Regions from separate parts of the Homo sapiens genome. Here region 1 is linked to region 2. A link is an interaction called in ENCODE POLR2A ChIA-PET data of the cell type or tissue named here. Cell type or tissue: GM12878. All regions are shown on one strand. Region 1 overlaps SPATS2 (spermatogenesis associated serine rich 2). Region 2 overlaps SPATS2 (spermatogenesis associated serine rich 2).

What was found. ChIA-PET counts read pairs that join two places held together with the same protein. Peaks named below come from ENCODE experiments on the same cell type or tissue, not always from the same donor. Only the 100,000 strongest peaks of a DNase experiment are listed, where the experiment ranks them.
Region 1: POLR2A ChIA-PET joins it to region 2 with 6 read pairs; 17 of 35 experiments call an interaction of 5 or more read pairs at or near these places.

What each region holds. Positions count from the first base shown.
Region 1 is chr12:49,372,516-49,377,515 of GRCh38, reverse strand. All of the region lies in intron 2 of SPATS2 (spermatogenesis associated serine rich 2), which reads right to left. Among named protein-coding and RNA genes, the nearest start is that of SPATS2, 7.6 kb to the right of the region's middle. In GM12878, no CTCF peak of the experiment used is centred here; no DNase peak of the experiment used is centred here; H3K4me3 peaks cover 343 bases.
Region 2 is chr12:49,449,795-49,454,794 of GRCh38, reverse strand. All of the region lies in intron 2 of SPATS2 (spermatogenesis associated serine rich 2), which reads right to left. Among named protein-coding and RNA genes, the nearest start is that of SPATS2, 85 kb to the right of the region's middle. RefSeq lists an enhancer at 1,126-1,626. In GM12878, no CTCF peak of the experiment used is centred here; a DNase peak (open chromatin) is centred at 2,764; H3K27ac peaks cover 1,969 bases.

The DNA of each region.
Region 1 (5,000 bases), 77 kb after region 2:
ACTGCCCAATGAAAAATGTAATCATATAAAAATTGAATATAATCCTACTTAATGTTGCTGAAATGTTAAGATTTCAGGTAACAAGTAATCAGGATGAAAGTATCAAATATCCTTCCTTTTTTCAGAAGCTTTTTCATCAGGCTAGAGACCGAACACACATTTAGTAGTCGTTGTTACGCATTGTTCCCTGTGCTCCCAAATTACAATAATATCATATAATAATATCCTATAGTCTAATTTATAGGATCATCATAACATTATGGACTGGTAGGCTAATGACAAATGCCAAATATCAACTTTTAAAATTCCTAGATACAATACAACCTTTGAGTAATAACAGAGGTGAAAAACATTAACCAACTAAGCTTTGTTTAAAGCATTATCAACTTAAGAAATTAGACATTTCAACAAACCTAGTGTATTCAGTGTGTATATTCTAGATGAACAAAAAAAAGAAGAAAGAAAACCTCCTGTGTGCTGATAAGATTAACGAAACACTGGGCTGGGTGAGGTGGCTCATGCCTGTAATCCCAGCACTTTGGGAAACCAAGGCAGGCGGATCACAAGGTCAGGAGTTCAAGACCAAACTGGCCAAGATGGTGAAACCTGTCTCTACTGAAAATACAAAAATTAGCCAGGCACAGTGGCAGGAGCCTGTAATCCCAGCTACTCAGGAGGCTGAGGCAGGAGAATTGCTTGAATCCGGACAGCAGAGGTTGCAGTGGAGCTGAGATCGCACCACTGCACTCCAGCCTGGGCGACAGAGTGAGACTCCGTCTCAAAAAAAAAAAAAAAAAAAAAAAAAATCAACAAAACACCGGCCAGGTACAATGGTTCACACCTGTAATCTCAGCACTTTGAGAGGCCAAAGCCAATGGACTGCTTGAGGCCAGGAATTCAAGACCAGCCTAGGAAACATAGCAAGACCCTGTCTCTATAAAAAATTTAAAAATTAGCAGGGCATGGTGGTACGAGCCTGTACTCCCAGCTACTAGGGAGACTGAGGTGGGAGGATCACTTGAGCCCAGGATCTGGAGGCTGCAATGAGCCATGATCACATCACTGCACTCCAACTTGAGCGACGAAGCAAGACTCTGACTTAAAAAAAATCAGGGGCGGGCGTGATAGCTCAGGCCTGTAATCCCAGCACTTTGGGAGGCCGAGGCAGGCGGATCACCTGAGGTCAGGAGTTCAAGACCAGCCTGGTCAACATGGTGAAACCCCGTCTCTACTAAAAATACAAAAAATTAGCTGGGCGTGGTGGCGGGCACTTGTAATCCCAGCTACTCGGGAGGCTGAGGCAGGAGAATCACTTGAACCTGGGAGGCGGAGGTTGCAGTGAGCCAAGATTGCACCACTGCACTCCAGCATGGGCGACAGAGTGAAACTCCATCTTAAAAAAAAAAAAAAAAAAAAAAAAAAATCAGGCCAGGTGCAGTGGTTCATGCCTGTAATCCAAGCATTTTGGGAGGCCAAGACAGAAGGATCATTTGAGGCCAGGTGTTTGAGACCAGCCTGGACCCTGTCTCTATTTAAAAATTAGCAGTACCAGATGGTGAGCACCTGCATTCCCAGCTACTTGGGAGGCTGAGGCAGGAGGATCACTTAAGCCCTGGGAGGTGGAGGTTGCAGTAAGCCAAGATTGTGCCACTGCACTCCAGCCTAGGAGACAGAGCAAGACCCTGTCTCAAAAAAAAAGAAGTTTAAGCTACATGGCTGGCTTCATCTGCAGTGTTATGTCCCACCTACCATTCAGCTACAATACATTAACTTCCCGTCATTACATTAGTTACAGATGAGTTTCACTGTTTTCATCACATGTCACAAAGCTTCTTATGAAGGCATGCTATACAAAGGGCTCCTGCAGGACATGCAGGTAGATTACAAGAGCAATTTACTATAAAAATGTAACTAGATATCCAAACAAGGTAAGCAGAAGAGTCACTTCTGCCACACACTAATGTACATTTTGAATCATTTTTAACAGTAGGCCAGGAAGAGCCAGCAGTGGGCTAACCACACTGACATGCTATGATCAGAGACCAAGTGGATAATGTAAGGAAAAGTACTGCTCAACTACAGAGGGTAGCCTTAAAACAAAAGCAAGTTATTTAAAATAGGAAAGACTGCAGCTTTTACAAATTGGTCTTTTCAGTCCTATCCAGGTCAGTAAGAAGTAATATCATTGGCAGCATCTTCAAGTACAAAAGATATTTACTTATCTATCCTGGCTCATTCACAATCATATAATGGCCTCATCACAAACATCCTTCTCCTCCGTCCTAATACCCTTTAGCAAATTCTAAAGACCACTACCACCACACACACACACACACACACACACACACACACACACACACACACACACACACACTCCACAACTTGCAATCATACATCTTGTTAATTAAGTAATGTAAAAATCATCCTTCTTACCAGCAATCCAAGGTTGTTATTTATTATAGGATTTGGACTGCTAAGAATCCCTGTGTAACCCTTGGAGATCCCCCAAAACCTCCAATCAACCTATGCCTTTTTTTTTTTTTTTTTTTTTTTTTTTGAGACAGATCCTCGCTGTTTCCCAGGCTGGAATGCAGTGGCACAATCTCGGCCCACTGCAACCTCCGCCTGCCAGGTTCAAGTGATTCTCCTGCCTCAGCCTCCTGAGTAACTGGGATTACAGGCATGCACCAACACACCCGGCTAATTTTTGTATTTTTAGTAGAGATGAGGTTTCGCCATGTTGGCCAGACCGCTCTTGAACTCCTGACCTCAAGTGATCTGCCCGCCTCGGCCTCCCAAAGTGCTGGGATTACAGGCGTGAGCCACCGCACCCAGCCTTCAACTTATGTCTTAACCACAAATTAGTCATAGGACAATGGCTGCAGAAGTTACCTTTAAGTAACATCTATATCCTCAGACCCTGCAGAATGTTTCAAGGGCCTGCAACTACTGAAGAATCTGTATAGAAGATGGTATATATTTCAGGAACCCATTCCTATAGGCTGCCATGGTAGATGTGAACATGGGAGAGTAAATGCTGGCTTCTGGCCTATCCTTAATATCCAGTGGCTAAAGATAATAAAGTGAGCTGGGCACTGTGGCTCACACCTGTAATCCCAGCACTTCGGAAGGCCAAGGGCAGGAGGATCGCTTGAACCCAGAAGTTCAAGACCAGCCTGGGCAACAAAGCAAGACCCTGTCTCTACAAAAAATTTTAAAACTAGCTGACTGCCATGGTGTGTGCCTGCAGTCCTAGCTACTGAGGCTGAGGTGACAGAATCACCTGAGTTCAAGGAGTTCAAGGACGCAGTGAACTATGATGGCACCACTGCACTCCAGCCTGGGTGACAGAGCAAAACCCTGTTTCCAAAAAAAATAAAAATTAAAAAATAATAACATATTTATAAACTTCAATTTTTTTTTTTTATTGTTTAGAGACAGGGTCTCTGTTGTTTAGGTTGGAGTGCAGTGACATGATCATAGCTCACTACAATCTCAAACTCTTGGGCTCAAGCAATCCTTTTGCCTCATCCTCCCCAGAAAAGCTATGACTACAGGCGCCAACCACTATGACCAGCTAATTTATTTATTTATTTAGAGTTGGAATCTCGCAGTGTCGCCCAGGCTGGAGTGCAGTGGCATGATCTTGGCTCACTGCAACCTCTGCTTCCTGGGTTCAAGCAATTCTTCTGCCTCCCGAGTAGCTGCGACTACAGGTGTATGCCACCACGCTCAGCCAATTTTTGTATTTTTATTAGAGACAGGGTTTCACCATATTGACCAGGCAGGTCTAGAACTCCTGACCTGATGATCCGCCCACCTTGGCCTCCCAAAGTGCTGGGATTACAGGCTTGAGCCACCATGCCCAGCTCTAATTTTTTAATTGTTTGCAGAGACAGGGTCTCGCTGTTGCCCAAGCTGGTCTCAAACTCCTGGTCTGAAGCAATCCTCCCACCTTGGACTCTCAAAGTGCTAGGACTGAGGTCAAAGTGGCCTCCCACCATGCCCAGCCCCCAACAAACATCAAATCTTTAGAAATATTTCAGATTCAATTCAACTGAATGGCAATTGGACTGGGTTTCAGACAGACCACCTACAAAGTAAGTGTGGGCTCACAAAGTCTCCTATAAGGCCCCCAGAAAATGGCATATGAGCCTGAAGTAACTATGTCACCCAATAATATCATGAAGCAAGATGCAGGGATAATTAACTTCCATGTAACATTTAGAAAATGCAATGTGAGGCTGGGCACTGTGGCTCAAGCATGTAATCCCAGCACTTTGGGAGGCCGAGGCGGGTGGATCACCTGAGGTTGGGAATTCAAGTCCAGCCTGACCAACATGAAGAAACCCCCTCTCTACTAAAAATACAAAAAATTAGCTGGGCGTGGTGGCACTTGCCTGTAATCCCAGCTACTCAGGAGGCTGACGAAGGAGAATCGCTTGAACCCGAGAGGTGGAGGTTGTGGTGAGCTGAGATCACGCCATTGCACTCCAGCCTGGGCGACAAAAGCAAAACTCCATCACACACACACACACACACACACACACACACACACACACACACACACACACAAAACAGAAAATCAAATGAGAGGCTAGGCTCATCCTAAGAGACAGTTCACTGCAGCCATTTCAACCTATTATATTTGGTATTATGTTACAGCTTGCATACTGTACAAGGAGGGAGAGAAAATGGAGCCAAATGACTTCAACCAATCTTACTTTCTATTCTATGTATTCCAGGTATCCGCTCGAAATATTTAAAGCATACAGCAGACACGAAATTTTTTTTTTAATGAATGCAGGAAGATACAGAAGGTAAGCAGTAAGCAGCATCTCATACATGTAAAACATGTTTAAATGAAAAAAGTACCCTAAATTTCAATCAAAGGCAGCAAAGTATACTAAAAATGTTGACGCATTTTACATAACATATAGAGCATTCTTAAGACGATCATTCATATTTGCACATAACTGGAAAGAACTGTATATAACAAA
Region 2 (5,000 bases):
GATCCTCCCACCTCAGCCTCCTGAGTCACGGCTACAGGCGCATACCACCATGCCTGGCTAATTTTTTTATCTTTTGTAGAGACAGGGTTTCACCATGTTGCCCAGTCTGGTCTCTAACTCCTAGGCCGAAGCAATCCTCCTGCCTCAGCCTCCCAAAGTGCTGGGATGACAGGCATGAGCCACCACGCCTGATCCATAATGGATATTTTTAAACTTGGTGATATGTGTCTCTCAATCCTGAAGCTTTGGTGAGAGGGTATGCAGACAGCAATAACAGCAAATGATGTATGAATGTTTTTTGCATTCAAAGAACATCTACATCTGTTGAAAGACTTTAAGTGAGTTTTGTTCTTAGATAGCCCACATTAGTTGAATGTATTAAATGAACCAATACTTGCATTTCCCCTACCTCTTTGTCCACTGCTGTAAATGCTGTATGATGTGTGTTCTCTTCTGTTGCTGACATGCAAGTGTGGTCATATGAACTGAAGCGGATGGCTTGAGAATATAGACAGGCTTGTGGTGTACTTTGCAGGAGTACTTGGAAGCAGAGTTCACTAGTGACCTCAGCTGTCACAAAGAAGGGTGGAAGTTCGAATGTCTGGTTAGCTACTTATAAAAATGCTATTCGCGGCCAGGTGCAGTGGCTCGTGCCTGTAATCCCAGCACTTTGGGAGGCCGAAGCGGGCGGATGACGAGGTCATGAGATCAAGGCCATCCTGGCTAACACAGTGAAAGCCTGTCTCTACTAAAAATACAAAAAAGTTAGTTGGGCATGGTGGCGGGAGCCTGTAGTCCCAGCTACTCGGGAGGCTGAGGCAGGAGAATGGTGTGAACCTGGGAGGTGGAGCTTGCAGTGAGCTGAAATCATGCCACTGCACTCCAGCCTGGGTGACAGAGCAAGACTCCGTCTCAAAAAAAAAAAAAAAAAAAAAAAAGAATGCTATTTGCTGCAATTCTGTGTCCCGTGCTTGGATTTTGTCTTTTTTAGAGCCAGGGTCTTCCTCCGTTGCCCAGGGAGTGGCACGATCATAGCTCACTGCAACCTCAAACTCCTGGGCTCAAGCGATTCTTCTGTCTTAGCCTGCTAGGTGGCTGCAACTACAGGCACATACCACCACACCCAGCTAACTTCTTTTATTTTTTGCAGAGACAGGGTCTCACTATGTTGCCCAGGCTGGTCTTAAACCCTTGGCTTCAAGCAATCCTCCTGCCCTGACTTCACAAAGTGTTAGGATTACAGGCCTGAAGCACTGAGCCCAGCCCAAATTGATTTTAAATAATAATTTAAAAAATATGTATAAAAACTGAGCAGAGACATCAGCAACCAGCAGCCACATACCACAGTGAGAAAAAGATTCCACAGATTTAGTCCAGGAAAGTTACTTAAAAAATAAAAACAATAAAGCAACGAAAACCCTCAGAAGGAGGAAAAATCCAGAAATCAAAGTTGCTACAATATAGTAGCTAAAATGTCCAGTTTCAACAAAAAGTTATGAGATATTCAAAAATGCAGCAAAGTGTGACCCAAAGGCATGTGAAAAAACAACCACATGGAGTTGGAAATGCCCCCGAGTAGGCCCAAATGCTACACTTCGCAAACAGACTCCAAATTTCTTTTTTTTTTTTTTTTTGAGACGGAGTCTCGCTCTGTGCAGCCCAGGTGGGAGTGCAGTGGCGCAATCTTGGCTCACTGCAAGCTCCGCCTCCCGGGTTCATGCCATTCTCCTGCCTCAGCCTCCCGAGTAGCTGGGACTACAGGCGCCCGCCATCACGTCCGGCTAATTTTTTTTGTATTTTTAGTAGAGACGGGGTTTCACCGTGTTAGCCAGGATGGTCTCGATCTCCTGACCTCGTGATCCGCCCGCCTCGGCCTCCCAAAGTGCTGGGATTACAAGCGTGAGCCACTGCGCCCGGCCTCCAAATTTCTTTAAAGGACTAAAAAAAATAGTAGAACAATGCCTCAAACAAAAAGAAAATCTTAACGAAGAGATAGAAATTATTTTTAAAGAGAACCACGGTTAAAAAAAAATAAAAAATAAAGAGAACCATGATATAAACAGGGCACAAATAAATTTGGAAAATAAAAAAAGACAACCAAATCAAAATTCTGAAGATGAATACTAGAGTGGAAGAAAAAAATCAGAAAACTTGAAGAAAGGACAAGAGAAATTATCTAACTTGAAGAAATGGGAGAAAAAACAATGAAGAAATACAAGCCAGGTGCAGTGGCTCATGCCTATAACTCCAGCATTTTGGGAGGCCAGGTTGGAGTATCGCTTGAGGCCAGGAGTATAAGACCAGCCTAAGCAACACAGTGAGACGCTGTCTCTATAAGAAATTAAAAATCGGCCAGGTGTGGTGGCGCATGCCTGTAGCCCCAGCTACTTGGGAGGCTAAGGTAGGAGGATGGCTTGAGCTCAGAAGGTCAAGGTTGCAATCAGCCATGAGTCTGAGCAGCAAGGCAAGACCCTATCTCTTAAACATTAACAAACAAAAAGTAAAAATTTTTTAAAAAGTAAAACAGTCTCAGAAATGTGTGGAACAATGTCAAGTATACCACTATACACAAATTAGAAGCCCCAGAAGAAGTGATGTGAAAGAGGACAAAAATGGTGACCAAAAACAATTTGCAACTTGATTTTTTTTAAATGTATCTACAGAGTCAGGAAGCTCAATGAATTATAGCTGCAATACACACAAAGAGATCCACATCTAGACATATCATAGTGAAACTGATTAAAGCCAAAACCAGAAGATCTTGAAAGCAGCAAGAACAAAAATGAAAACAATACTTCATCATGTACAGGGAAGCAACATTAACAGCTGACTTCTCATCAGAAGCAAAAGAAGCCAGAAGGCAAGAAATGACATTCAAAGTGCTAAAAGAAAAAACCAGCAACCAAGAATTTGATATCTAGCAAAGCTATCTTTCAAAAATGAAGGTGAAATAAAGACATTTCAAAGACTTACAGAGAATCCATTGCTTGCAAACCTGACTTACAAGAAATTCCAAAGGAAGTCTCTCAAGTTGAAAGGCAAAATGACATCAGATGGTAACCCGACTGTACCCAAAGAAAGAGCACTAGGAAAAGCAAATATGTAGGTACATATAACGTATGTATTTTTGGCCAGGTGCAATGGCTCACGCCTGTAATCCCAACAGTTTGGGAGGCCAAGGCCAGCCTGGGCAACACAGCAAGACCCTGTTTCTACTGAAAATAATTTAACTAAAGTATGTATTTTTTAACTTCCTTCTCTTAAATTTTTAAAAAGAATTCAACTAATTATTACTGTTTTATGTAATACAAGATTAATAACAATACTGAATTATTAGGTTTATAGCAAATATAGATATAATAAACATGAAAACAATTGCATAAAAGGAGAAAGAAGCTATATTACAGAATTAAATTAGCATTAATTTAGTTAAATTGGGCTATAAGATGCTTATTATAATGACCAGACAAGTACTAAGAAAACAACTGAAAAATAGTAAAAACAAAAGACAAAAGCAATAAAATAATCATACGCTTAAAAAAACTATTAAACACAAAATAAGGCAATAAAAGAGGTACAAACAAACAGAAAAAGCCAAAAGATACACAAAAAAACAAATACCTGGCCGGGCATGGTGGCTCACACCTGTAACCCCAGCACTTTGGGAGGCTGAGGCAGGTGGATCACCTGAGGTCAGGAGTTAGAGACCAGCCTAGCCAACATGGTAAAATCCCATCTCTACTAAAAATACAAAAAATATTAGCTGGGCACAGTGGTGGGCGCCTGTAATCCCAGTTACTCGGGAGGCTGAGGCAGGAGAATCACTTGAGTCCAGGAGGCAGAGGTTCCAGCGAGCCGAGATCGTGTAACTGCACTCTAGCCTGAGCAACAGAGTGAGACATCATCTCAAGAAAAAAAAAACAAAAAACAAAACAAAACAAAACAAAAAATAGGCTGACACAGTAGCTTGCGCCTGTAATTCCAGCACTTCGGGAGGCCAAGGCAGGTGGATCACCTGAGGTCAGGAGTTTGAGACCAGCCTGATCAACATGGAGAAACCCTATCTCTACTAAAAATACAAAAATTAGCTGGGCATGGTGACGCATGCCTGTAATGCCAGCTACTCAGGAGGCTGAGGCAGGAGAATCGCTTGAACCTGGGAGGCAGAGGTTGCAGTGAGCCAAGATCACGCCATTGCGCTCCAGCCTGGGCAACAAGAGTGAAACTCCGTCTCAAAAAAAGACTCCACTCGGCCAGGCGCGGTGGCTCACGCCTGTAATCCCAGCACTTTGGGAGGCCGAGGCGGGCGGATCATGAGGTCAGGAGATCAAGACCATCCTGGCTAACACAGTGAAACCCCGTCTCTACTAAAAAATACAAAAAATTAACCAGGCATGGTGTCGGGCGCCTGTGGTCCCAGCTGTGGCTGAGGCAGGAGAATGGCGTGAACCCAGGAGGTGGAGCTTGCAGTGAGCCGATATGGTGCCACTGCACGCCAGCCTGGGCAAAAGAGCGAGACTCCATCTCAAAAAAATAAATAAATAAAATTTAAAAAAAAAAGACTCCACTCAAAAGACAGAAATTGTTAGAGTGGCTGGAAAAACAAGATCCAACTGTATGCCATCTACAAAAAACACACCATAGATTCAAACACAGAGAGATTGAAAGTAAAAGAATGAAAAAAGATATATCATGCAAACCAATAAAAAAAGGGCTTAGTATCAGATAAAATGGTATTATTAGAGACAGAGAGAAATCATATTATAAGAGAGTCATGACATCAGAAACAGAATTATAAATATATATCCACCAAACAATAAGACCTAAAATACATGCAGCAAAAATTGACAGAAAGAATAAAGAGTTCAACAAATGATAAAGACTTAAGTATCCCACTCTCAATAACTGATTGATATGGTTTGGCTGTGTCCCCACCCAAATCTCACCTTGAATTGTAATAATCCCCATGTGTCAAGGGTGGGGACAGGTGGAGATAACTG